2 separate regions of the Homo sapiens genome follow, and region 2 is linked to region 1. A link is a loop called in an ENCODE intact Hi-C map of the cell type or tissue named here. Cell type or tissue: PC-3. All regions are shown on one strand.

Evidence for each region. Peaks named below come from ENCODE experiments on the same cell type or tissue, not always from the same donor. Only the 100,000 strongest peaks of a DNase experiment are listed, where the experiment ranks them.
Region 2: it touches region 1 in a loop (6-fold over the local background); 9 of 110 quality-filtered maps call a loop at or near these places.

The regions. Positions count from the first base shown.
Region 1 is chr12:20,125,992-20,128,491 of GRCh38, reverse strand. It overlaps LINC02468 (long intergenic non-protein coding RNA 2468), which reads left to right and starts at 591. Exons shown (of 4, transcript NR_146523.1): 1 at 591-676. In PC-3, no CTCF peak of the experiment used is centred here; no DNase peak of the experiment used is centred here.
Region 2 is chr12:20,371,507-20,374,006 of GRCh38, reverse strand. The region is part of intron 1 of PDE3A (phosphodiesterase 3A); the gene reads right to left. Among named protein-coding and RNA genes, the nearest start is that of PDE3A-AS1, 2.5 kb to the right of the region's middle. In PC-3, no CTCF peak of the experiment used is centred here; no DNase peak of the experiment used is centred here; H3K4me3 peaks cover 133 bases; H3K27me3 peaks cover 2,156 bases.

The DNA.
Region 1 (2,500 bases):
TTGCAAAAAATATAAGTGAAGAAAATGAACGAAAATTCCTGCCCTCATAGCACTGTAATGCCCTCTCAATAGTAAACATTTTTTTTTAGAAATGCAACCTTCTAACCACAAAATTTAATTGTGCTCCACTGTCTTCAACCTCTCTTAAAGTTTCAATTATTTATAAGCATAGTTTTTCCAAAAAATAGATTTCAAAATCACAATAACATAAAGCACGTTTCACATCTCTCTTGTTTCCTAAATTTTTCCAGGGCTTACTTTCCAGTTAGAAACACCTTGTGTTATAAATGTCTCTTCTTGTATCTAAAATTTTTGGTAAAACAATTGGCACAAACAACAGAATGCTCGATAGTTTTACCATTGAAAATATGAATACGAATAATTTTTAAAATTTAGTAGTATACTTTAAAATTTCATACGTTGAGAAAATGTAGAAATTGTGGCAGAGGTTGATAGTAGTCCTCCAATGGATATTTTCTCCTTTCTTTGTAATTCAACCTTGCCCTTGTTGGGTTCTTTTTCGTTTCTGCCAGCTAGAACATCAATAAGATGCTGGAGTTTAATCAACCACAGCAGACTGTGAGGTGGAAGCCACTTGGTGATTGTGAGCCAGCACCAAGATCGAAGGCATTTGGATCCCTGGTGATCACAGACCCAGCATGTCATCTCTGCAAAGGTGACATTAGATTCTATTTGAAGAAGAAGACATCCATATTGTTTAAGACGTTGTTATTTGGAGTTTTCTGTCAGTAGCAGGCAAACCTAATTCTAACTAACATAGCCTACAACTTACTTTCACAAATTTAACAATCTATGCTACATCCTGTATAATTCTTACCATCTTGATTATTTACTGAAGATGATGAAATGTTCAGTTATGTCACATGCCTATTATTGGCAACAGCATGATTCACCAACTCTTGGAGATTTTCCTGAAAAATAAAAACACTAGTGTTTGTTATGACCTTATTTGTATATAATCACAGATATATAGAAGTAAACCAAATCAATCTTGAACAAAATAGCGAATAACTGGTGATAATAAAAATATCTATATGGAGAGAGACACAGCTAAAAAGGTAAGAGGAAGCCCCACCAATACCAGCTAAGCACGGGGAAGGCAATGCTGGAGTATTTAATTGAGTCATTTCAAGTTGTGTATATGACTTTTACTTGCTTTTATCAAATACAATGTTTATTTCATTTAACCACAGTAAAACGAAAACTGTGACTTGTGTTTCACAGTGAGTATAACTGATTTAATGGAATTGTTGCAGTTCTATCACTTTTCTGAGTTAAAGTTTGCCTCCCCTAACTATTCTGGAAAATAAAAATTCACATATTCTCTGTTCTTTTTTTCCTTCCTCTACTTAATTCTATCTTATGCATGACATTTTACAGAAGGCTCATCTTCATTTTCTAATCAAGATGGCATATATTAAAAATCAGATCCATCATGTGTCATGCAACTATCATACGACACTGATTATTTTTCCAAATTCCAATGATTTACAACTGCCGTTTAATTGCCTGAGAGCATTTTAATCCAGGGTAGTTAACATTACTTGAACTGCTACATCATTTAATTGTAACATTATAGGTTTACAAGCAAAAGCAAGCCTTGAACTAGAGACAGCAAGTCTACGAAAAAAAAAAATCCAAGAGAAACCATCAAGTTTTAAAAGTTGATGTCAGAAATATCTCATTTAGTTCAAATAAACTACTGCGAAATAACACACTTTAAAACATGTAAATAAAGAGCTAAGTACCTAAAAGTAAAAAATAATATCTAGATGAAAGAGATAATTTATGTGTTGGATAGTGAGACTGGGCGTAAAAAGTCTGGTTCCCAAACATTTATGAAATATTTACACCATTCCTCAGGAAATAGCTAGAATATAAACAAAGTACCCTTCCTAGAAGAGCTTCAAAAATCATTTTTATAGTGGCAATTAATTTAATTCCTGAAACTCTGAGGAAATTACAAATCTATTGTGAATGTTTATGGTACTTGATAAATCAAGACCAGAAATGTTATCATCATTAACAATCATCAATAATTACAAAACTATTCAAGAGAGTCACATAAGAAAAAAATACTTTTAGCTGAGATGCAACTGAGCAAAAGTATGTTTCAAATTGTTTTTTAGCATGATACACAGAAGTCCAAGTTACATTTTAAAATTTTTGATTCTACTACACACAATTTTAATAGATTTTAATACATTACTAAACCAGAATAGCAAATGCTATACCCTGGTATCACACCAGCTAAAAAAAAATATGATCAGAAATTCACTTATTTCATAAATATAAAAGTGTGAAAATTTATGGACTTTCTTTTTTTATAATTTTAAGTAAGTTTTAAAAATGTTAGCATCTCTGTGTTCCCCACTGCAGCACAGAGAAGCACTATGGTATTGCGATTAAGAGTGGTTAATCAAACTGTCCTGGGTTCAAATCCAGGTTCTGTGCCATCTGTGTAATCTTGAATAAATTA
Region 2 (2,500 bases), 250 kb before region 1:
GAAACTTACTCAATTTGAACAATATGTTACATTGACAGGCATTTAGGAATTTAAACAATGTATTCTACATTTTGAGAAGAAATAAGCAAGTTTTTTGTCAAAGAATAACAATGCCTCCCATCCAGTGCCTACCATCAAACACCATACCCATTTCTCCTATTTTTGCTTTGCTGTTGTTTGCTTTCTCTCCTAAAAGTGTCTTTCTCACATCAGTGGTGAAAAACTTGACTCTTCTTTCGACAACTAAGATCAAAATGGATGATGTTGTATCCATCCCAAAAAAATGTTGTCATTAAGTGGTACAAATGCATTAACGGAGACAGTCATATGCCTTTGTATTTACCTGAAACCACAGGTAAAAATATAAAATTTTCCTTAACAGGTAACTAAAATAAAATTGCATTGGTTTGAAATCTTTCAAAAGTGAATGTGTAAGGTGGTCTCAGTAATTAGAGAAGAATGAGCAGCCAATTATAGTTCTTTATTTATAAAGAGAATGGAGAGACACCCCTTCAAATACAATTTGCAATAACAAAAAAATTGCAAAATTAAAATTTTACATTGAAAAATAACATATTAATCATGCATAATATCTAATACTCCAAGAAAGTCTAGGTACCTCTGTATATTCCCATGTTTCGGGCCGAGGGCACAGTGGTACTTTGAGAGAGACATATCTGCTCTGGGATGCGAAAGTCCACTTAGAAAAGATACACACACCTTAACAGACACTTGCCTTCTTAACACTGGCAGCCAAAAAAGTAGTTTGACACACTCATCTACAAAATCAGCCTCAGTATTGCGGACACTGGGTTGTCAGGACTAAACTAAAAGCTAAACAAACTTTATAGTTCTTTAAACTTTAAAGAACTATAAACTTTGTTTTTTCCTGAGAATAAAGATATTTCCACTTGCATTCACAGACACCAGTGCTACAGACTTACAGTTCTTGAAAGAAAAAAAGGGAGGGAGAGAGAAAAATGTATCTGTCAATTGGTTTCTCTTATGAGAATTTTTATCATATATTCTCTTTGCACTTTTGGAACTGAGGGTCACTGAAGAGGGATAGTTCATCAGTAACCAGCCACTGCCATTCATACAGAGAAGAAAATGATGAAATTCTCTCACTGGTAAGCCTCACAATGAGCAAAGTGCAAATAAATTCTCAAGAGGACTCTGACAGACTGTGCGTTTAAGTTCTTAAATGACTATTTAAAATTCACTTGTTGCCTATGAGTATTGTCTTGAGTTGAAAGTAGACATTCCTTCAGAAAAAAAGCAGATGACATTCAGGGGAGTGTTATATACTTATTTTATAATTATTTTGATGTTTGACTTCACAAAGTATGCAAATGACAGTGGTACACTTTGCACCCTTAATCAGAAGTTTGTTTCCTTATGATAAAACAGATAAGCCATTTACTGTGGGTAGCTCCTGAACTTTTCACACAGTAAGGCTAACGTATATGAGATACTGTCCTATCTTATAAGATAGTACACTGTGTTAGTTTCCACCCACTCCCCACAATTATGCTCAGCAACAACTTTTAATGGGTCATATATAAAAACCAGTCTTCAGTGACACGCACACACTCACCCATGCCCTCATTAAAACTTCAAGTATCTCAATTTCTGCTAAATGTATTCTTGTGTTTCCATCAAGCATAAGACAAAGTTTCCCACTTTAGAATAATCTTCATTAACACAGTCTTTAAAAAAAATAGTGACCAAAGAAAATTACAGAAATAGATTGCGATTATGCATTTTCCAACAGCATTAATCAGCAAAACATTAAATATGCAATGCTTATTTTGATAACTTCGTAGATAATTCAAATTCTCCATTTATCAATTTAAACCAGAGAAACCCAATAAAAATGTGTGGGTTAAATGAATGCTGCTGGTTAATTTACCTAACCACCTTCTTATCTTCTATCCACCCTTAATTTCTTAACTTATAAATGTTAATATAAAATTTTAAAAAATAATTCCACAGGGTAAATGATATCAATTTGGAATCAAGTTGTGATTAAATCCCAGATTTTCCTTAGAAATTATGGTTGTGAATTTTGCAATAGTAACATCCTATTTCCCTATAAGTTAATGAATAGTGTATTCTGAACATACTTAAAGCGGTGGTGTTTTCATTTAAGACATTCTCTCCCATAACTGTGAAAAGAAATTAAAATGGTTAGTTTACCCTCAAATAGATAACTTACTCCATTTTAACAATTTCCAAATTTTTACCAAAACTATCAGTCAGTGGCCTGTTTTCCCCTCCACTCTTAGAGTAAGCTTAAAGACAAGAAACATTTGTTTTATCGAAACAAAAAGCAAATAACTACATTTGCTTTAAAATAAACAGACTATGATGCTGTCATCTACTCTGCTCAATAATGTCAAACAGCCATAGATCTGTGTAATCAACTCCATTTCAGAAACCAACTAGCCACCCACACCATATGGTGACTGCTATTTCTTAGAAATACCCAAATGATTAT